3 separate regions of the Mus musculus genome follow, and regions 2 and 3 are each linked to region 1. The links are chromatin loops, found by intact Hi-C in ENCODE. Cell type or tissue: left cerebral cortex. All regions are shown on one strand.

Region 1 (8,000 bases):
ATCTTCTCATAGCAGAGCCACAGAGCGGGGGGAAGGTGGGGCAGACTTGTTCTCTGTCCTCATCTGGAGGGAAAGATGCCTCACCTGCTAGCTGCCCCTCTTCACCTAACTCCCTCTCCTCCACTCTCTCACCTCCTAGGACCTCTCAATCATCATCCTTACCTACCACCTCTACTTACTCCTTAGGGGATCGTCTGACTTCATGGCTTTAAATAGCATTTAGATGCTCATGACTGCCAAATGATGCATTTAGAAATCCACAACTGCTGGCCTGAAATGTTGACCTGAATTTGTAATGATTTCTACCATGGTTTTTTATTTGTTTGTTTTGTTTTGTTTTTTGTGTTTTGGTTGTTTTGTTTTGTTTTGTTTTGTTTCCAGTCCCTAACACAGCGGCTCCAAACTTGATTGCATAAGAACCACCTGGAGGTGCCATTAAAAAAAAAAAAAAAGTAGAAGAAGAAAAAGAAGAGTCAGCTATGTAGCCCAGATTGGTTTCAGCCTCAGTTTTTTTTATATCCAAAACTAGGGGTCTCTGCTCTAACCATGTTAGTCACACTGCTTCTCCATCTGCATGACAGGCAACTTTTTCATTCTTTCTTGGGCCAAAAGCCTAGACTCACTCTTAACTCAACAGTTGCTCGTCCCCTATCTAACCAGTCTGCTGCCTAAAAGGGCACTGGAAAACACCATACTTCATTTACAGTTATTTGATCCAAACTACAAATATAAAAAAAAACGTTGCACACAACGTTTAGAGAAAAAGCAATTTTCAAGGACTCTCCTCCGAGGCTCAACACCAGAATCACCTGGGGCATCAGGTTCTCTTCCACCCTCAGATCTCTTTGCCCTGGGGTAAGAGTAAATAGTTTTAAAAGCCAAGCCGCCTGCTACCAGCTGGGTGTGTTGTCACTTGCCAATAATCCCAGAACATTGGAGTAGGGTGCTGACACATGAGGCTTGAGCATTGGATTGGATATTTAATTGGGTGTTCGATTGAGCATTCCCTAGGCTACCTTGGCTAGATGTTGTTGTTGTTGTTGTTGTTGCTGTTGTTGTTGTTGTTGTTGTTGTGTTCATAAAAAGAGAAAGGGAATATGTTTGATGGAGGAGTAGTCAGGTATGGGGGAAGCAGGTGCCTCCAAGGGCCCATACTGAGGCATCCCTTCTTTCCGAGGGACCAGCCACACAACAGTGTATTATAGAATAGAGTTGATTCAGGGCATGGGGAGGGGAGTTGAGAGGGTAGTAGAGACAGAGAGAGAGAGAGAGAGAGAGAGAGAGAGAGAGAGAGAGAGAAGAAGAAGAAGAAGAAGAAGGAGGGGGAGGAAGAGGAGAAGGAGGAGGAGGAAAAGGAGAAGGAGGAGGAGGAAGAAGAGGAAGAGGAGGAGGAGGAGAGAGAGCAGAGGAGGGGAAAGCAGCCCCTTTTATAGTGAGTCAGGCATACCTGGCCATTGCCAGGTAACTGGGGCCGAACTTAAACAAAATGCTACCAGTTGTCGTTGTTGTTTTTAAAACCACTCCAGGTAGTTCTTGTGTGGTCAAGTTTCCAAACCGCTGTGCTAGGAAGTTAAAAATAACTAGTATTAATCAACATTTAAATGTTAAACCGTTTGGGTATCATACACAAAGACAATATTCCAATATTAAAACAAATAAAACAAGCTAGAGAAAGTACCCAAGGAGCTAAAGGGGTCTGCAACCCTATAGGTGGAACAACAATATGAACTAACCAGTACCCCCCCCCCCAGAGCTCGTGTCTCTAGCTGCATATGTATCAGAAGATGGCCTAGTTGGCCATCAGTGGAAAGAGAGGCCCATTGGTCGTGCAAACTTTATATGCCTCAGTACAGGGGAACGGCAGGGCCAAGAAGTGGGAGTGGGTGGGTAGGGGAGTGGGGGAGAGGGTATGGGGGACTTTTAGGATAGCATTGGAAATGTAAATAAAGAAAATACCTAATAAAAATAAATATAAATAAATAAATAAATAAATAAATAAAACGTATTAAAACTGGGATGTATATAAGCATACCCTAGCCTCTTTTTGAGCCATCACTTGAATCTTGTCTAATCTTTGATTTCTCACATTGATTAAAGTCTTTTAGAACTTTTAAACATTGCTCTTTTGCTGAGACTATCTTCCCACTACAGAGAAGCTCACACTCTCAGCTCTCACTGGGCTGGGTATTTCCATTTAAAGCACAGCTTTCTTTTTTTTTTTCCTGTGAACTGAAACTGAAAACACAGGGCAAGGCTAAGGAGGTTAAACAACCTGCAGGCACCAGGCCAGGCTAATCTCTGTAGTGAGTCCAGAGAGAAAGAGAGAGAAGGGATCAGGGGTCAAGGTCGGGGAATGGGGGTTTGTGGGGGGGGGGGGATGCATGGGGCAGTAGCTCAGTGGTAGACTGCTTGCCAGACAGGCACAAGGCCCTAGGTCTAATCCCCAGGCCTTACAGTTAAAAATCAAAACAACAGGAGAATGAGAGGAAGAAGGAAGAGACAGCCTGCACCTACACCTTCCTCCACACACCCTTCTTCCATCCCTGTCTTCAGAAGGGAGCTTCGTAAGAAACCTGAGTGGTCACCCTGGTCTGACATTTCTCCTTCACGTCCTAATTTCTGGGGGGGGGGGGAGGGAGGGTCCCCCCCTCTGATCAAAACATCTGTGGTGGAAGCAAAAGGGTTTATTGGGTGTTTCTGTCTGTTTGTTCACTTGTCTGTTACTGTCATTAGTTGATACTGTTTTGTATCACAGGTTGGCCTCAAACTTGCTACCTAGCCAAAAATGACCTTGAATTCTTAATCTCTCTGTCTCCAATTCCCAAGTACTTGTGCTTCAGCCTGTCCCTCCACACCTAGCTACCAGAATATCTTTTTCTACTTGTTTCTTGAACCAAAAGGAATCCCAGGTTAACGACAGGATGCAATTTGAGTTGCGTGATTTTCCAAATGAATTCCTCTACTGAGCTTAGTGTTCCAGGAACACAGCAAGAATCTATTATGGAGAAACCCCTTTTTTATTTCCCTGTAGGTATGGGAGCACGGGGTGTGTATGCACTTGGTGTGTGCGCACATGTGCATGGAGGCCAGAAGTCAACACTGGATGTCTTCCTCAATTGCTCTGCACCTTAGTTTTTGAGTGAGTCTCTCACTGAACCTGGAGCCCCGGGATTCAGCTAAACTGGCTGGCCAGCAAGCCTAGAGACCTGCCCATGTCTAGCATTGGACAGCTGCGCCTGGGTGCTGGGGTCTCAAGTCCTCATACTCACACAGTAGGCACTTTATCAACTGAGCCATCCCCAGCCCCTCAATTCTTATTTCTTGTAAAACATATCGACCAGAGTATGCCACAAAATCAATGCTTACAACTCCTGTAGAAAAAAACGAAAACCCCATCCCACCCCCCCAAAAAAAATGATCAGAAAAAAATAAATTTTGGGAGCATGTTATTAATTGCTTAATTTATTTTTATTTCCACACTGGTGTCATAAGCTTGAGTTACAATGACACTTCTCAACTGATTTTGGGAAATGAAAAAAATATTTACCCACATAAATATCCCAGCAATATTTGCCAGGTTGTGAACGTGTACCCACAGCTCACTACATCAGCAGCCTTGTTTGTTCTTTCAATCGTGTTTAATTTCACTTTTAAAATATGGCATCTTTCTGGTTTGGGGAAAATATCGTTAAAAGCAAGAACAAGCCCTTCTCTTCAGAGGAGCCCATGAAAGGCTTCTCTGTCGTCTCCTCTCCTGGAATGGTAACAGGCTGACCCTAATTTCACTCCTCTAAATAGGGTAACGGTGGTTTGAGCAGGAAATCTAAATTCGGCCTCCAAGGTAGCCCAGTGATTTTCCAGGTCATAGCAAAGGGAAAAAGCAAAAGTTGGAAGGCTTTGTCCTTTCCCAGGTACCAAACGGCTCCGGCGCTCGCTGAGAGACGTCTGCCACCTAGTGGAACACAGAGGCCACTGATGTTACGTGCAGTGAACAAACCCTTACTGGCCTCAAGAAATAACTGTGGAGTCCACATTGGGCCCCATAAATATGTACAATGACTGATTGTTGCTTTTAAATAACAAGCTTTTAAAAAATATGTGGTTCTACAGCCAAATATAACAGGGCTTCACGGTCCAAACTTCTGTTGATGCTGGGTAGATTAATAGAATAAATAGTACACCACCAGGTGGTGGTGGCATTCAAAGCCAAGTCACAAAATATTCTTTTCTACTAATGGAAACAGCACAGTACCACCACGTTGAAGCCTCCTGGTGAAGCGCTGTCGTGTAAAGTGGAGTGTTTTTATTTGACAGCAACCTGTGTATCCTGGGTGCTTTTTTTTTTTCCCACTCTGAACAGAAACAGTGTGAGGTACGGAGTATACTTAGCCTCTGGCGTGATGATGAAAGTAACATACATGTTGCAAACTCCCACGCAAAGAGCATTTTCTAACTCTTCACATCCATGTAATAAATAATGCAGATCGTCTTTTGGAGATGACTGATACAGTCCCATGCAATTGATGACGTCAGAGCTAGAGCCCACGTGGCTGTTCCTGATTTCTTCTCATTTCATTTGTGGTATTTTTCCAGCTTGTACTAAATGATTGCTATTAATTTCTATTAAAAGAGATACAGGCACCGTATATCTTTGATAGCACAGTCCAGAAGCATCCTTCCCAATTCTAGGTTTGCTTCCTAGTTGCAACTCTAATAGATGGGTTGTGGGTGGGGGCGGACTCTTCCTCCATTGGCTCTTCTACCTGGACGCTGTCTATCGAGCTATCTGCTGTGACATCACATCGCCACACACCAGGGATGCCGGGGGATTTGGACACTCTGTGGATAGAATGGTCTGTTGCTTATGTTAAACAAATGCTAGTAAGGACCCCTTCTGAGTGCGGAGCTCCCTGCCGTGTGGCAACAGAGGTTTCATCCTGAGACACAGTGCAGCAACCTAGAGACAGTCTGAGATTTGGTATCTCTATGTTCCCATCTCTCTCATCTCCAGCCACGACGACGAGTTAGCATTCCCTCCCCTCTGTGACGTGTGAATGTGGGAACAGAAGTCATTTTCAGTGGAAGGCTCTTTTGTCTTCAGGAACACATACACTCCCAGTAGAGTAGATGTCAGGGTCCCAGAGAAGCGAGCAAAGGAAATCTCTCAACATCACAGAGGAAAGGGGGAAACCCAGTGATAGCAAAGGAGACAGATTGCCAGGTTCTAGCCCTGTGTCATCTCAATAGAGCCCATTCTAAGCATAGCACAATGGCTGAATCAGATACATGGATACTGGTGTAAAAGGTTTCTTGGCATTGACCAATGTGGACAGTGACTGCTGTCCAGAGAGGCCAGGATCCCCCGCCCACTGCTTCGGTTGTTAAGTGATATAGGAGTCTCCTGACAGATTTAAGTTGCTTGCATGACAATGTCGCACACCAAGATTCCTGTGGGCACCTGTTTCAAGATAACATCGACTGGCTGAGGGATGTATGTCTACAGGGGAGAACACTTATAGATAGAACTCAGACTAACCTGCTCTGAGACATGGGTAACTCATTGGAAGACAGGGATGTCTAGAAAATGCCATGAGTCTGTGACAGGCTTGGTTTGAAGGGTATCTCAGAATGCCTCAAAACCCTTCAATAGTTCCATTCCAACTCCACCCTCATGAATGACAAAATAACACTACTTGTTTGTTATTGTCTTCATGGGTGTCAACACAAAACAGGATAAGGCCAAACTTAGAAGAAGTGAATGAAAAACTTTTTCCCAATATGGCAAACTTTGTGTGAGGAAAAAAGAACTGAGTGAGGGTAGACCCAAAGCAATCAGCAGGAACAGCTATAGCCCCGTGAAAATCTACAAGTGAGAGTCTCTGTGATTTGTAGGGAAAGGTGTAGATTTTAATGTCTCTAAATTAATTCTCTTTAAAATTTTACCTTCTTCCTAGAGATGGAGAGACTACCCAGGGAACAGGCAGACAGGGGGACCCGAAGAGTAGGGACCTATTCTGTCTGCAATGGAAACATGTTTATCAGAAACAGGCCTTTACCCACCATTTCCCATTACAACCCCAGTGTAAAGACATTTAGATCTTGTTTAAGGAACATCTGTAGAACCAGGAAGTAGAAAAGGAGAACTGTATAGCTAATCGCCTTCCTGAAGCCTTCCCTCATCTTCCATGACTACCTGCCTCTGGGCTCACTTCCCACCAGCCATCAGCATTGGCCTGGCCTCCTTCATGTCCCTTCTTCTTATGGCCACTACCCCTGCCTCTTTGCTCTTTCCAATATTAGTAAGGCTTGTGTCCATTCATCTCCACACTCTTGTTTCATTTTTATGAATCAGATTCTATAATTTGTATCAGAAAACTTTACTCAATTACTCACAAGTAAACTTACTGGTGTTCTGTTTCCCATAATTTTAAGGTAAAAAAAACACCCCTCCCTTCCAAGATGTGCCATGCTAATCTTGCAACCTTGTAATTTTCTTGGTCCTGGAAACCCCTTGGGCTATAATCCTTGCTCTTAAGGTCAGGCGTTGAGTACCATGTGAAACAGTGCCTTGTACCCAAATGCACAGTACCCATAGCAGCTCAGGAAAGGCAAAAGGTTGAGAAAGACTCTCGGGAACCAGTCTGTAAAGTATATTGTTTCAAACCCGCGTTGGTGTTATAAATGCATGACACCAAAAAAGAAAAAAATGTATTATTTATAAATTCTTTTCAAAATGAGTGTCCTAATTAGTTCTGTCAACTGTCAAAGCAAAGAGTCTCAACTGAGGTATTGCCTGTGGGCATGTCTCTGGTAGTCCCTGTGGGCATGTCTGTGGGCAGCTGTCTTCACTACCATTTGCAAATGGAAAGAGCCCACATGGTTCCTGTTTCTTCCTGCTCTGACTTCTCTCAGTGACAGACGGTATCCCATAAGGTGAAATAGCCCTTTCCTCCCTAAGTTGATTTGCTTGAGAGTGTTTTGTCACAGCAACAGAGAGGAGCTAGGACAATTAGAAAACAAGCCATTTTAAAAACAGACAAATATATTTAATACAAATGAGCAGTGACTATGTAGCAATATCAGAATAAGCTGTGTTCAATAGGAGGGTTTTTTCCCCAAAAAAGATACAAGATGTACAGATAAATCAGTCATACCTTACACATGTTCACTGGGAGACGATTCAATTTCATAATGAAGTATGGCCATTTTCATAGTTTTTATCAACTTAAAATTCCAAAGACATTAACAGTAATATGCATTTCCATAATTGTTACACATTTTAAAAAAGGTGTGAATCATGTACCTTAATATTGTCATTCTAGGTATTACTCCAAAATACAATAACCCCGAAGATGAAGCAGAGTCCCCTCCTTTCTTTATATAGTACAAAAATACCAAGACAATGCAGGCATCCGTAGTACAAACCAAGCTGTGTTTTAGAATAAGTTTCATAAACACAGGCCATCTTTCTCTTTGGTTCAAAAAAAAAAAGAGGTAGGTAGGTTTAAAGGTAAAGATTTTCACTAGACTTTTCAGAAAGCAACTATATAGAAATTACCAGAAACCAAATGAGTATATGGACTAAATCTTAAAACATTAAAACTATCTTTTTTGTTTGGTTGGGGTTGTTTTGTTTTGGAGACAGGGTTTCTCTGTGTGCCCCTAGCTGCCCTGGAACTCTCTCTGTAGACCAGGCTGGCCTCAAACTCAGAGATATGCCCACCTCTGCCTCCTGAGTGCTAGAACTAAAGGCATGTGCCAATATTGCCAGGCTAAGACTATCAAACATCTTCTTATAGAAAAAATAATATTTTTCTAAGTTTTAAAATAAATCATAAAAGACTACAAAATCAGCTTTAGTTTAAAAAAAGGAAATGCTCTTGATATTACAAATTTTCTGTCATCTTCCTAAATCTTGAGGCAAGTGAATATGTAGATGAATATTATGCAGATTGAGCCTTTCATTAAAACAGGTAGATGAATATATACTACTATTGAAG
Region 2 (8,000 bases), 320 kb before region 1:
CTCTTTGATATTAAGCATGCTTCTTTCATGTTTATAAAAAGATCCATCAAACTAAAACTAAAGAGTTTCATTGGAAGACATACTTTTTGTTATATTTTTATTATTTAAAACCATTTTAACTTTGAATATATTATTAATTAATTTAATACTTAAGATAGCACAGGGACCTACATTATTACAGTACATACAGTACTTTAATAATGACAAGATAATTTTAAAAGGAAAAAAATTGTGAAAGGTATACTTTGAGAACCAAATACATACAAAGCAGGCCATGTCTGTTTCAAAATCTACTCCTTAAATACAATGACACAACATATATACAGATATGGACGGCTACTCCCCATCGAAGAGCATATTAGAAGGAACTGAAGAGTCAGCCAGCTGACAAACTATTTCTACGGAAAACTGATAAACTCATGGCGCATTTCTGAGAAAGGGTCTGCAGGATGTCCTCCCTGAGACCACTGCGGTGCATCCAGGATCTGGGCCCCGAGCCAGCGTTGAACACTCCTTGGAGACACACTTGGATTCCCACCCTCAGAATATGATGTGACCTTGGCACAAAAACATGAAGCCAAAAGGCAGAGACAAAGCCCTATCATACATGGAGACGAGAAGGCAAACCCTTGAAGAAATCAGGTATGAACCAACACTTCTATCTCCAGGTGGCCTGGCTATATCTTCCTTATTTCCCGTTTCTTATGTTTTTTACAGACTGCTCCTACTTGAGGGCAAAAATCTAAGAAAAATCGTAAACAACAGACATATCTCTACTTTCAGGCTTACCACTGCACAGAGATGACATAGACAAACAAACTACTTCTGAGTTTTCCATATCTTACCCAATCTTTAACACACATCTTTGTGTATCTATCATTTAATGCTTGTCTGATTGTTCCTTAAACTCATAAAAGTTGTGAGTTATTGTTCTGGTCTCTTCTACAGGAAGCAAACACATTATATTTTTAAATATTTATGTATTAAAACATTTGCATTTATCTTAATGAATTATACATATAGAAATGCTGAGGAATTTTTTAGAGAGAGCCATAACCAGTGACAGTCACCAGAAAACTGAGCACAATGTTGAGCCTCACTCAGTTCTATGAATAATAAGTTCTTAATTGCTCAATAAATCTCAAATGTGCATGTGACACTTAAAGTACTAAGCACAAAGAGCTTTGCAAACAATAACCATTCAGGAAATGACATTGCACTGAACTACACGGGAGACGGGAAACACAGAGGCTCAGACTGACCTGATTCCTGTGGCCAATGCTATTGGTGTTCGGGATAGCCGAGATAATGTTTCTATAACCTGGGGGGAAAAGAAGAAAATGTTTATTGTACTTAATAAAGTTCAACACTTGCCTCAAAAGCAACAGCTTTCCCATTCAATATTAACAATGATGAAAATATAAATGTATAGGTTCCAAAAGTGCAAAATGGGAAGAGTCATGACTGGGAAGCTTAAAAGCTCAGACAGTGCCTGTGTTTCTTTTCTGTTAATTTTATGACTTAATTCAGATTACTAATACAGGCGAGTGACAGTCCCCTCCCAGTAAAGTGGAGAGTTAAACACATTAACCCCATATATTTTGTACCTTATACTGGAATATCTTAAAAATCAAATAAATCTGTATTCCTCAATTAGTACTCGCTAGATATGTGAAGCTATTTAACTTAAAATTTGTTTTTAAAAAATTTACACAATGGAGTACTACTCAGCTATTAAAAAAATGAATTTATGAGATTCCTAAGCAAATGGATGGACCTGGAAGACATCATCCTGAGTGAGGTAACCCAATCACAAAAGAACTCACATGATATGTACTCACTGATAAGTGGATATTAGCTCAGAAACTTAGAATACCCAAGATATAAGATACAATTTGCGAAACACATGAAGCTTGGGAAGAACAAAGACCAAAGTGTGGACACTTTGCCCCTTCTTAGAATTGGGAACAAAACACCCATAGAAGGAGTTACAGAGACAAAGTTTGGAGCTGAGACGAAAAGATGGACCATCTAGAGACTGCCATATCCGGGGATCCATCCCATAATCAGCCATTGCATACACTAGCAAGATTTTGCTGAAAGGACCCTGATATAGCTGTCTCTTGGGAGACTATGCTGGGGCCTAGCAAACACAGAAGTGAATGCTCACAGTCAGCTATTGGATGGATCACAGGGCTCCCAATGGAGGAGCTAGAGAAAGTACCCAAGGAGCTAAAGGGAACTGCAACCCTATAGGTGGAACAACAATATGAACTAACCAGTACCCCCGGAGCTTGTGTCTCTAGCTGCATATGTATCAAAAGATGGCCTAGTTGGCTATCACTGGAAAGAAAGGCCCATTGGTCATGCAAACTTTATATGCCTCAGTACAGGGGAACGCCAGGACTAAGAAGTGGGAGTGGGTGGGTAGGGAAGTGGGGGGGGGTATGGGGGACTTTTGGGATAGCATTGGAAATGTAAATGAAGAAAATACCTAATAAAATTAAAAAAAAAAAAAAACTCATACATTGTATTTCCATGGCTGACCTGGCCTGGCTCTAGGCACTCAGTCATCACCGTTTCTGTCACGTTTTGGGCCACACAGATATCACATATTTCCACAGCTCAGCAGGCATCACTGAGCAGCAAAATGGTTGAGCGTGCCAGTTCTTAGCCTGATCACGCAAGATCAAATCCGGGTTTCACATTCATTAGCCAGCTAATTCTAAGCAACTGCCTAAACTCGCTAGTGTTGGCTTCTTCCTCTAGATAGGTCTTCAAAGAATAGCTAATGATCATTAGATTATTGTAAGGATGAAATAACACAGTACATGTGAAATAAATGGTTCAAAGGTAGCAATTCTTTATAATCACTAAAAGAAATTGCTTAGTGCTTTCAAGAACTTTTCTGCTCTAAATTACTTTCGATTATGTATTTCAGTACCTAAGTCCAAGCGTGCTCTGCTGACAGTTTTAGCATCTGTATTTAGTAATCTCACTCCTCTTTCATTTCAATCGTTTGGCAGAAACTCACTGAGGAAACCATCTAGATCCAGAATTCATTTTCTCATTAACTGCATTTTTTTAATGATAAACATGATGGCTCAAACTCTCAAAATCAAGCGCAGCAAAGGAGGATCTGCTATGTGATTCTTTTTGAGTAAGAACGGCAATGGGGGAAGATGCATCTGTCTGGATTGAGGTAGTGTCCTCTAAAAAGCCTCAGCCCCAGGACAGAAGCGTGAGCAAGGATCTCCATCCCTCAAATGAGCCTCTGCGGGGTACCAGTCCCATAAATGGGGTCTCCAAACTCCTGGCTCAGGAGGGAGCCCATTGGGAGCCTTGTTCACTCAGGTGAACCCACCTCTATAAAACATAAATAAGAACAGCTAATTAACTTCCGCGTTAAGTTATTGGCGGGGGTGGGGTGAGAATGTCCATCAAATGTTTGTGAAGTTTTATTATAGAAAATAAAATTAACTACATGGGAAATTGTAATTACATATTGACTATAAATAGCAATCTCCTGTGAATTCTTGGATTCTTGAAAATTGTGAAAAGAATAGGCGTGGCATGGTAGCATTAAAAAAAATGAAGTAGAGTAGACACACATCAGTCGGTTCTGTCTAAACACTCCACAGTGCACAGTTAGCTCAAAACAGCATGTTCTACATGACATGTATATAGACTTGTTAACTTAAAAATAAACCAAACACGGCTTCATCATTTTTAACAAGAGCATAAGGACAGAGGGGATGCTTTTAATGGTTCCTAGGGGTAAAGTGAAGCAAGCGACCTGGAGACCAGGGGAGCAAAGCTAGTGGCTCCAAAACTCTGCGGTTTAACCCTAACCTCCTGCTGAAACACTAGGAAATAAAAATTACTGATATTTGAAGATGCCAAAATTATGTGTTTCTAAGTGAAAAGTCTAGTTTTTTAAAAACATCTGGAATAAGTAGTCCTCAGACCTCTGGCTAAAGTAGGGTTTGAGACACACACCATTGGGATGAGTCAGTGCTACAGAACCCCAGAGAACACCCTGCTTCTGGTTGTGTTGTATGCTGTGGTCTTAGGCCCTCTTAGCAAGAAAAACAACACAGCAATAAAATATTATTCCTGCTACTTTAATGTGCATCTTAATGGCAATTTATTTTGTTCTTTGGAGATAATTGTATGACAACTGTTGATTTACAAAATACTTCACTTTCTGTCTTTGATCTGTCAACACTGAGAATAACTACAGTCTTTCCCCGCCCATGTCCCTTTCCCCCTGGAGCTGGAAAACCCAGATGACAGAAATCATACAGCTTGACTTGTCATGTAAACATGCACCACTAGAGGGAGCCAAACGATAGTCTATTACCTTAGGTCTGCTTTAAGCATTACCTTTAATCATGCTTTGAAAATTTGGTTTAAGCAACTCCTATGATTTAATGGTGGTCATTTATTATATTCAATACTAGAAGATAATACAGCTAAATTCATGGGACAGAAGGGTGGGAAGACTGCATGGTGATCTTACAATGAGTAGCTGCAAGACCCTTCACTTTTATGTCTGTTCTCTTCATCATTCTAATACTAATACTAAATTTAGTCAAAACAAATAAAGGCTGCTTGGTCAATGTGGTATTTTTAGAACAACATCTATTCTATAAAGACGATGTTTACAGACTGTGAACAGACAAAGACACAGATCAATGCCAGATCCTCAAATCCCCTCTATGAATTCCCTGCCCTTCTGAAGCATACAGACAAGAATATTTATAAAATAAAATAAAACAACAACAACAAAAAAAATACCGAAAGACACTAAAAAGCCTATGTTCCATGAAATATGTTGATTTTTAAATGGATACTTCAAAACAAGAGATTGTGGACGTCAGTTTCCAGAAAGGTGGGTAAGGCAGTAAGGACTTAGCAACAGCGAGCTACTGTGACTCCCCGTCCTGACCAACCTTTCCTGCCCACATCCTCTATCCCCACGGGAAAGGAAACACGTGTGTAAAGAAGTCAAGATTTTATTTGGGCTGACATTAATTAGACCTACTGTGTGAGGAAGGTGAGAGAAGTAGGCACGGCTTCTCATTACCACTTTAAACTGGAGATTGCATCCCAGAAGCAACAGGGTCAGTGAGAACATAGGCGAGCAGAGAACAGGGCTAATGAATGGCATTAGTGAAAGGGTGAACAGAGGGGACAGGAAGCCATGGGGAGCAGACAATAGCCAAAAGTCAGTCACACAGGGATTTTCTCAATGGTCCAAGAGTGCTCTGAGACAGCCACGGTGAGACCATAAGAGGTGAGATGTCCTTGGGCGCCCTGGCTGACCACCATGCGGGCTCAGGAGGGACAGCAGGCTCAGACTAGGTAATGAAGGAGTGTCCACTCAGATGCACAACTGGAAACCAGAGATCAAAGCACCAGGCAGCTCTGCTCAAGTGTCACCAGAGTTCCACAAGGCAGCTGGAGCCCAAGGTGCCTTCTCTCTGTGTTCTGCTCCCATCCCAACCTGAATCTCATGTGTCCTCTCTTAGACGGTGGCTATAGTCCTGTCCTGGCACTTATCAGTTCTATAACATTTTCAAAATCAGTTTCTAATTTTTTTTTCTCAAAAGAACTCAAGGTTGTTTTTTTTTAAGCTAATCAGTTGTAAAGGAGTATAGATTATGAAGTAGGATCCTGCCTCAAAAATAGAGAGGACTATTATAAAGCTGTTTTTAAAACCTTTCTAAGATTTTTCTAAAGTGTGCAGGGTCATGCTTTGTCACTAGCCATCAATCACAGCCGTGCCATCATGCATAAATGCACTTTATTCATCTTAATGCCGTGTGACACTCCAGCATACATCAAGAGTCTAGTGATTTTGCCATTATCCCCATGAGTAAGTAGCTATGACGCTCTGATACCAAGTCAGCACTCAGCATCCTCACCAAACGCACACTCAGTTACATGCGGGTTCTGTTGCCGGAAGGATGGTAAAGTGGGTACCTGTCCAGGAGAGAAAGAAAGAGGGGCGTTCTTTAAACTGCTTACATGAACTTAGACACTCTTGTGAGAACGCAGCCAGGCATTCCACTGATAATGACTTTGCTTTCCAGCAATAAAGAACAGTCAGGACAGGTGACCCAAACTGCTTTCTCCTGCTTTGATTCTCATAAGAGTCACTGGACATAAACTATTCTGCTGGCCCCGTGAGTGAAAGAGGAATATTTGCCCTACAAACATCACTGTGAAGATCCTGGATTACACAGGCAAGAATGTGTAAAGGGCTAGCCTAGCACAAGTAATGAAGACGTTAATAAGGGCCTCATGTGAAAAGTTAACAGTAGGGAAAGAGGTGCCCAGATTCTCAACCCTAAAGCCAGCAAAACAGCAGATGAGGTCCCTGCCCCTTCTTCTGTTTGACAACGACTCTTCATTGGCCAGAGCTACTTGACCAGTCAGTTTGTCACTTTAATAACTATTACACGAAGCAAAATGCAATACTGAATAGAGACAAGCTCCAATTTTTAAACTATTCTCTTCAGGAGATAGCACTCTTTACTTACTGGCACATTAGTGTCACTGTTGTAACTTGCAACTGAAGCAACAAGCCATTTCTGCAGGAGCAACTGACGAAGCTCTTGGATGGTCTTGAGTTAAGAGAGACATAGTAATCTAGAATACAAATAGCTAAAAGAAACCATGGGGTCCAACATGCATAGCAACCAAAAACAAGTACTATTTGTGAATGTACCTTCCTGATTTTTCTAAAGTATTCTCTCTCTGATCTAATAGCTGGTTTGAATAAGAATTCCTGGAGCAGTGACTTTTGCAGAGGGGTTAGCTATGCAGGGGCAATCAGGGATTTCAGGTTTGGTCCATGAGTGCAAAATTAACTTAGTGGCTTACAAGGGCTATAGAGTGTCAAAGCCCCACAGCTCAAGTGAGCAGCTGTGGCCTGAGACCCAGGTGTGGCATCAAGGCCCCTGCAGGCTCAGAGCGAATGCCCTATGGAATAGAGACAAACACAGGGTCTAAAAGAGGTAACTGGGAACAGGGGCTTCGGGGTGTTGCTCTGGGAGATTCACACAAAAGCACTGGCACTGAAAGAGAGGCCAGCTGTGATCTAAAGGCAGCCAAGGGAACTAAATGCTACCCTTAACTCCAGATTCTTGACAACGAGGCCCAGTTCAAAACCCAGCCAGATGGTGAGTTGCAGATTAGCAATATATTTCACCTTCAGTCTCCTAGGAAATCAAAAGAACTCATTACATTAATTTCCTTTGCCATTCCAATTTCACACAGTAAATTACCCCATTAGAATACACTGCAGCTCAACGTCACTTCCAGCCACATGTTTCAGAGATTTCCTTGAACACTGGAGAAAAAAAACCACTCCTGGCCTCATCTCCATGGACCAAGCAAAGAAATAATAGCCAGAGGAGAGAGAGAAGCATCCATTCTGATCCAGATTATAAACCACAGGAAACGGGTTTCCATTGTTCTTGAGAATGGTGCGTTTGTAAAGCTTTAATGGGTCTAATTTACATCATGTACTGACTTCAGGGACAGTCACAGATAAAAAGTATTTTTCCTTTTTGAACCACCAAAATTGAACTTATCAAGGGTAACTACCTCCTTTAGGAAGAGTGTGCCCTAGGCACACAGTCTGTAAGCAGATTGGGAGGAAGACTTTCTTCGTTCAAATTCAGCATCCACCTCGCACTTAGTGGACATGGAACAGTAACTTGGCTCCCTTTCGTATGTGCAACCCAAGTCTGTTGTGCAGGTAAGATGAAGCAATCTTGTCTCAGGAGATGCTTCTGTGCAGCTACGGTTCTGCCCACTGCCTCGCCAGCCATGGCCCTAGACCTCCACTGACTCCTAAAGAGAAGCGCCTTCCCTTAGAACCTATCTCCTCTCTCTGTGACCCTCCAAGCCCCACTCTCCTCCCTCCAATAGCTGGACAATCAAAAGATTTTTCCAGAAGCCTTCCCCATGTTTAAGCCTTGTCAATC
Region 3 (8,000 bases), 100 kb before region 1:
TTTCCTCCCCAGCTTGCTTCTTGGTCATGATGTTTGTGCAGGAATAGAGACCCTGACTAAGACAAATTGGTACCAGCAGAGTGGGGTATTCCTGCGACAACCTGACCATGTTTTGGGGAGGTCTGTGGAAGGACTTTGGAACTTTGGGCTTGAAGATCCATTCGTTGTTAAGAGCTCTGTCAGATGTTTTGTAGGAGCTTGGAAGATAATGTTGAGAACAGTGCAGAAGATGGAGGCCTGGCTTGTGAAATTTCAGAGGGAAAATTAAAGACTCTTTTCAGGGCCATTGCTGTTTTGATTGTGAAGATTCTGTAGTTCTGGTTAGCTGGGGCTGAAGAATCAGCTGTGATTAACAAGATACCAGAACTACTAAAGCAAAAACTTTGCATTACTGGGACTATTGATGCTGGTTAGCTGGAGCTAAGAAATTAGCGGTAATTAAGAAGAGACCAGCATCATATCATTGAGGTGACATCTTCTGGGAAGTGTTTTCTGAGAGCACAGTGGCTGTGTTCCAGATATAGCCAAAGTTGTACCTTGTGCTGTGGCTGGACTTGGTAATGTGTAAGGGTCACCCAGGTGGTACTGGTTTTGAAGGCATGAAGGAGTTGAGCAGAGCAGCTGAGGCTTGGCACTGTGAGAGGCCATGGAAGGCCATTGGTGAAAGTGCAGCCTCAGTTGCAATTGATGGCCCAGGACTGAAGGGGTCATGCAGTGTTTTGGAGATGCCAGTACCATGAGATGACCACCAAGAGCAGCAGCAGCAGTGGAGTACAGGCATCTGGAGCCTAGAGGATGACACGTGTGCTACAAAGGGCATGGCTGGAGAAGTGACCCAAGCCCTTGGAGGAGCCCAGAAGATCATAAGTTGGATCCCAGACATTGGACGGTTGGAGATTGACTTTTGCTTTTGATTGTGACTGTGCCCTGATATTTTCCCTCTTGAAGGAAGAAACTGTTTTAGTGGAGCCCACAGTTAAGAGACTTTTAATTGTAAAAAGACTTTGGATTTTAAAAGAGATGGATATTTTAAAAAGATTGAAAATTTAAGAATATGTAAAGACTGTGGGACTTTTAAAGTTATTTAGATCTTGGGGATGAATAAGAATGTAAGGGTTGAGGCTTACTAGTAATGTGTTTGTGTGTCAAGTTGACAAGGGGTCAATTGTACTGGCTAGTTTTGTGTCAACTTGACACAGCTGGGGTTATCACAGAGAAAGGAGCTTCAGTTGAGGAAATGCCTCCATGAGATCCAACTCTAAGGCATTTTCTCAATTAGTGATCAAGGGGGAAAGGCCCCTTGTGGGTGGGACCATCTCTGGGCTGGTAGTCTTGGGTTCTATAAGAGAGCAGGCTGAGCAAGCCAGGGGAGGCAAGCTAGTAAGGAACATCCCTCCATGGCCTCTGCATCAGCTCCTGCTTCCTGACCTGCTTGAGTTCCAGTCCTGACTTCCTTTGGTGATGAACAGCAGCATGGAAGTGTAAGCCGAATAAACCCTTTCCTCCCCAGCTTGCTTCTTGGTCATGATGTTTGTGCAGGAATAGAGACCCTGACTAAGACATACACTGTAGTGGAACTGCGTTTTGTGTGTGTGTGTGTATTTCTGTTGCCATCTTGACATCAGTGCAACTGTGATTACCCAAAAAGGTAAATAATGCCTATAAACATAGTCTCATAGAAAAATGGTTCTCAATTTGTGGGTCACAACCCCAAATCAGATAACCTGAATCTCAAACATTTGTACTATGATTCATAACAGTAGCAAAATTACATTTATGAAGTAATGATGAAAATTTTTTATGGTGGGGCAGAGCATACTACTATGACAGGAGGAACTTTTTAAGCAGTCACTGCATTTGGGAGATTGAGAACCACTGTCACAGAAGGAAGCTCATCAGATCCCCACCTTAGATTGCAGACACTTCCTCCTTCCCTCCAGCTGCACATCCATCGCATGGCCCTGCCTCAGTTGGGGGTGCAGGTAAAGGTGAGGGGAAGGTACAGTATAAGAGGAGGAGAAGGTTGATTGGGGGGTCTCCAATGAGACAGCTCTCATAGGTCATCATCCCTTCTGAGTGGGAGTTTATCAGTGATGTAGCTGCCCAAGACTCACACGTGTTCTTGTAAGTAACTTCTTATCCAAGCTCTTATAAATAACCACAGCAGGATCAATAATTCACCATGCTGGATTCAGACAGAATCATTTCTTTGGTCTATAAGTGCTCTATCTGGGGTAAATGCATGTATCTATAAATCTTCCAAGAGTTAGGCAACAGCTATCTCAGCACAACAATAGGAATTATAGATGGTCTCTAGCTCTTTATGCCTCATAGAGACAAAGAAATAACAGCACGTGCTCTCATTAACTAGCAGAACAATGGGTGCGTCCGCAAATATCAACAGTGTGGTTACTATCCCGGTGTATGTGAGAAGGTTCTAGAGCACAGACAAAGCAGCAACTTCTTGCAGGAGTTGTTAGAACAAAAGCACAAAGGCCTGCAGAAAAGAAGAAACTTAAACCGGAGAATAAAGGACAGGCAGAAGTGTCTGAGCAAGCAAAAGATGGGAGCGCATTTATATCACGCTAGCACTTTATCAAGAACATGAGTCCTGAAGCCCAGCCACCACTTACAGTTCCTGGGTTGGTAGGCAAGTTCCCTCTCTTTGGTACTTCAGTTTCCCTATCTGAACATGGCACAGACAACAATGTATTTTGTAAAGTTTCTTGTGAGCATTAAATGCATTATTGTTAAGTGTTGAGAGGAGTGTCAAGTGTAGGAAGGGTTGGATGGCTGCTGCTACTGCTGCTACCAGTACTATTACTACTAATGTTTGGTTATAGTCCAGATTATTCTCATCTGTGGAGTAAATATTTAGTTTTGTGCCTATGATGGGTTCAAGCCTTGCATGACAGTTGAAAACCCCTGCTCTAAAGAAACTGGAGTGCAAACACAGCAACGAGAGGCATGCACATATTAGCGGGCTTCAGTAATTCAGGTGAGCGATGGCATTGCTCCCTGTATTGCAAGTAGAGCACTCAGACCATGTCAATGCTTTTGCAGGATTTATCAGGGAACACTGTTTTATTGCTACTTACAAGAAGAAAGATCTCAGGTCTGCCATGCATATTTAAGTACTGGTGCCAATCAAGCGAGCATCCTTCCTAAGAATGCTTTTTTTTTTTAATGGCTATTTTTTGCCTGGCAATCTTTAAGGAAGGAAGATAGCTTAACACATCAAAGCAGCATCGTTCATTCTGTGTGCGTTGCCCTGGAGTAATCTTCTCCATGAATCTTTCATGAAACAGACTCCCTGCAATGAGAGTGCGGACTGAAGGTCAGAAAGGGTGAGTCACAGCTGATGTTGGAAGACTCATCTGAAACCATTGTTGACATATTCAGATACTGTCTGCAATGGAGACAAAGAATTCCATACCCTGTATAGCAGGGGTCTAGAGAATGAGTTTTAGCAAGACTACTTTACAACAAATCCCCGTGATAGGAGCCAGTACCCCTCTCTGGACTGTATCTCATTTATTACTCAGCTCCCAGCTTTTTATTTCCACCCAATTAATTGTCAGATGATTCTCAGTCATAGCTCAGATTGCTACATACTTCCTCCCACTAGGATTGCACTAACACCACAGAATTTTAGTGAAAAATCTTACAGTTTATGGAAATCCTAGCTAAGCTACTGGTCTGTATTTATGGAATAAGAACAGTGGAAGGTTTCCAAGATGTGAGCTCAAAGAGGGCCAGCTGTTTGCCCCAACACCCCCTAGGATGTGAAAATGCATTCTGAGGGTGAGTCATGGCGACCAGCTGGCTTTGTAGAGCAGTGAGCCTAGAGCCTTGTGAATACATTATTTTTCCACCAGAGCAGATGACAGTTACCTCCCTTTGTTCAGATTTTAAAAGAATAAAAGAGGAAGAGGAAAAGGAAAAGGAAAAGAAAGAGGAAGAAGGAAAATTTTTCATTGTAATCCCACTGACAGAATAAACAAATTTTGTGCTGAATTTGTTAGTGATAAATTAGAATTCTTCTTCCACAACCTTCACCAAAACATTCATGCACTTCTCAAATGTGACCCTAGATGATCACCTTAGACATCCTCTGAAGACTCTTGAGAGATATGCAAATTCCCCAACGATGCCAGTCAATTTGATGTTATCTAACATTCTGTATATTTCTGTCAATCTCCACAGGTAATTCTGGTACAAATTAAAGTGTCAGAGCTATTGCTCCAACTGTGTGAAAATTTATTTTCAAGAGAGTTACATTGAGTTCCAAAAAGCTTAAATCAAATAACCATTTTGTAGGCTCTTCCTATATAAGTCAACTTACCTATTTACAATCCTCTGATGGTTCCTCTAAAGGATAAAATGCAAATTCCTTAGCTTGGTCTAGAAAGACCTTACAAGCTGGTCCTTGTCCAGGTTTACCTCCCTATATCATACACCACACTTATCCAGTTTTACCTCCCTATAGCATACACCACACTGCAGACCCACTGTGTGTATCTTAATTCCATTCTATGTACATGCCTGGTAGACCCCTCTCCTTATATCATAGTCTTTCTCAGTTCTTCCATAGACAATGAATTGCTATAGCCTCAATATTTCTTTTTTTCCATTTTTTATTAGGTATTTAGCTCATTTACATTTCCAATGCTATACCAAAAGTCCCCCATACCCACCCACCCCCACTCCCCTACCCACCCACTCCCCCTTTTTGGCCCTGGCGTTCCCCTGTACTGGGGCATATAAAGTTTGCAAGTCCAATGGGCCTCTCTTTCCAGTGATGGCCGACTAGGCCATCTTTTGATACATATGCAGCTAGAGTCAAGAGCTCCGGGGTACTGGTTAGTTCATAATGTTGTTCCGCCTATAGGGTTGCAGATCCCTTTAGCTCCTTGGCTACTTTCTCTAGCTCCTCCATTGGGAGCCCTGTGATCCATTCATTAGCTGACTGTGAGCATCCACTTCTGTGTTTGCTAGGCCCCAATATGGCTCCTTGATCACATGTCTCCAAGAGAACCCATTAAGTTATTTCATAGTTCCTCCCTCATCTACCTAAAACCTGAAATAAAGACTGAGCAAATCATGAATAAACGTATTCTCTGCTCTATCTTTGTAGTTGCCTGCCCCTGCTATACATTTGACATGTTCATTATAGTTCATACCACTGTCATTCACAGAAAGAGAACCTGCCCATTTATACATCTTACTCTATGGCAGAAACATCTGTGGTCATGGAAAGAGTTCATATGATCAAATTCTTATCAATGAGATGAAAGTCTGTGTGAAGAGATACTTAGCAATAGAAAAACCAAGTACTTCCATCTGGGGAATCATGAGATTTGATTCCATTATGTTTTTAACATTGAGAAAATAAAACCCTAGATCTCAGATTCCTTAACTATAGAATGGGAGGGAGGATGGAAAAACATCTGCCCTATTTGTCTCACCAATTTTTGTAATGACATAAAACCCCATTTGTCATTAGGGAGATGATTAAAATATCATGTCCTTACGTGTAGTTTGTCTTGTTATATATTAAATATTATCTGAAATACTAAGGACCAATAGAGTATAAAGGTCTCAACCATCAGTAAATTCAGGAGACACTGGGATAGAGGGAAGGAAGGAAGGAAGGAAGGAAGGAAGGAAGGAAGGAAGGAGAAAAAGGTACAGAGGAAGGAAGGGAGGGAGAGAGGATGAGAGAGAAAGAGAGGAAGAGAGAGAGAGAGAGAGAGAGAGAGAGATCATCTATTGAAAATACAGCAATGTGTTTCAATCCAGGGAAACGTCCTATGAATATTTGCTCTATAGACCAGGTGAGGTTTTCTCCCATCTCTGTGTGCCCCCACCCCCCACTCTGCTTTCTGAACAACATGAAAACAACAAAGAGGACTTGTGGTTGTGGTTTTCTTCCTAATCTCCCTTTACATTTTCTATTCCCATGCTCCATTTCCAGGAAAGTGGCAGCCTGCCAACTAGGTTTATTACCATCCTCCCAAGAGCCTCGTGTCAGACAATTGTAGCAGGCTTCAGGTCACTTGTATCAGGTTATCAGGCTCCTTTCAACTCTAGGCTTTTTGGCAGGTATAGGGAACTGGGCATTGCTGAGCAGGATCTTTAGCTCTCATCCTTCTCCACCAAGTACAGTTGATGCTTCAGGCAAGAGTGAAGAAATGAGAAATTGACTGAAATTGTGGATATTCTAGCAAACTCATCAGCAATTCATAAAACTTAGTCATTTAAAAAAATAAGCTTAATGGTTTTGGTGTGCTACTCTGTTTTACAACATTTGAGCCTATTTTTAACAGCCATGTTTAGATGTTATTAATCATGGGATATGATGACTTGTCTATTTTTTTTTTTTCAATTTTTAAAATGCTTTGAGCAAACTCTATCTGCCTAAATGTGCATGCCCTATTCTGTAAGCCATTTTCACTTTGAAGGGAACTGCATGATCAGCGCAGGCTTTGCTATATTGATAATGAACATAGCTATTGATAATGAACAGAGCCAGGCAGGCTTGACTTGTATTAAGAATGATGATCAAAGAGCCTCTAAGCAAAACTGAGAGGAAATAAATAAAATAAGGAAGAGGAGAGGTGTGAGGAGCGGGTGTGGCAGCAGTCCCAAGAAGGTGCCAGGGACTGCAGCTAAGTCTTATGACTTGCACCTGACTTCCTCATACATCTGAAAATAAGCCACAACCATTGTGAGAGCTGCGCAGGTGCACCAGGGTACTGGCAAATCCATTTTGGTGGAGACATGCCCCTACTGCCCTGATTAGCTGAAGCTGCGTGCCTGGTGAGGTTACGTGACCTGCTGTGAGTGGATGGGGACTGAGAGTATATAAGAGTGAGAGGCCCGGGTCAGAGAGAGAGAAAGATGGAAGAAAGAAAAAGATGAGAGAAAGTTGAAGCGAGAGAGATGAAGACTGAAGTTTGCTGAATAAACTGTTGTTAGAAGGACTGGTGGTCGAGTTGTTCTTGCTGGTCGAGAGCAGACGCGACAATTGGTGGCCCGTACGGTCCCCCACCAACGAGTTCAGAACTTTCAGCAGTCAGTGTTTGCCGGCAGGGTAAGTTCACGGTAAGTGAAACTTACGACCCCAGGAGTATGGGAAGGACCTCGGATAAAATAGAGGCGATAAAGCAGGCACAAAGTAACGATAACGTTCCCGGTTTTGGGACAAGTTAAGGTTCCTGGCTTTGGGACAAGTTAAGGTTCACGGGTTTGGGACAAGTTGCACCAAGCACCATTGGGACTTGAGGTTTGCAGAGGAACAAAGGGTTTTAACAAAAGGGGATTTGCCAGTCTGGAAGTTAGTGAGAAATTGCATAGAAGACAAAGATGTGGCGCAGAGCTCCAGAGAGGTAATGAGGTGCTGAATCAGGTGAGAGAAGAGCGCTCTCAGTTGGTTTGGGGGAGAGGGTCTGTTTGTGTTTCCCCAGGATCACCGACAACCACTGTGGGTCCCAGAACGGCTGATCAGGGCAAGCAGAGCTATGAGGACGTGGATGTTCCTGTGGCTGAGAATGCTCCCGCTAGTGAGAACTGAAGAGCTCTGTGTTCCTGAAACCCATGCCGTTGGCGCATTCAAGTATTTCCTCAATTCTTTACATCTAATGCTTCGCTACAATTGCCTTTTTTCTATGCTGCTTCAGCTAAGGGGATTGCTGTGTTTTCAGATGATTCAAAATATTTCACAGATGGGTGATTGTGTTCAGCTGTATCTACTAAAGCTAATGCTACCTGGATTTGAGGGGTGTGGCCTGCCATTATATCCAAGGGCAATGGCACTATACCCTCCCAACCTAGATGGACCCCCCCCTTCCTTTTTGTAGGAGTGTTCCTGATTCCCTTCCACCTTGGGCAGTGCCCCTTATATGTATGGTTGTTATGTGGGGTGAATGGTAGTTGCACTGATCCCTTGCCTCAGGGCTAATGGGAGCCCTGGGATGTATGCTTGTAATAGTGTGTTT

The links. Peaks named below come from ENCODE experiments on the same cell type or tissue, not always from the same donor. Only the 100,000 strongest peaks of a DNase experiment are listed, where the experiment ranks them.
Region 2: a loop joins it to region 1, with 10 times the contacts of the local background. A loop is called at or near these places in 37 of 42 quality-filtered maps.
Region 3: it touches region 1 in a loop (5-fold over the local background); 2 of 42 quality-filtered maps call a loop at or near these places.

The regions. Positions count from the first base shown.
Region 1 is chr3:109,167,482-109,175,481 of GRCm38, reverse strand. Slc25a24 (solute carrier family 25 (mitochondrial carrier, phosphate carrier), member 24) reads right to left here. Exons shown (of 10, transcript NM_172685.3): 10 at 7,073-8,000. Among named protein-coding and RNA genes, the nearest start is that of Slc25a24, 48 kb to the right of the region's middle. In left cerebral cortex, a CTCF peak has its summit at 3,956 (motif pointing left); DNase peaks (open chromatin) are centred at 2,194 and 3,938; H3K4me3 peaks cover 241 bases; H3K27ac peaks cover 195 bases.
Region 2 is chr3:109,488,099-109,496,098 of GRCm38, reverse strand. Vav3 (vav 3 oncogene) reads right to left here. Exons shown (of 27, transcript NM_020505.2): 3 at 1,263-1,321. Among named protein-coding and RNA genes, the nearest start is that of Vav3, 150 kb to the right of the region's middle. In left cerebral cortex, a CTCF peak has its summit at 4,319 (motif pointing right); a DNase peak (open chromatin) is centred at 4,336.
Region 3 is chr3:109,269,001-109,277,000 of GRCm38, reverse strand. No RefSeq gene overlaps it. Among named protein-coding and RNA genes, the nearest start is that of Vav3, 68 kb to the left of the region's middle. In left cerebral cortex, a CTCF peak has its summit at 3,642; DNase peaks (open chromatin) are centred at 3,367, 3,767 and 4,141; H3K27ac peaks cover 585 bases.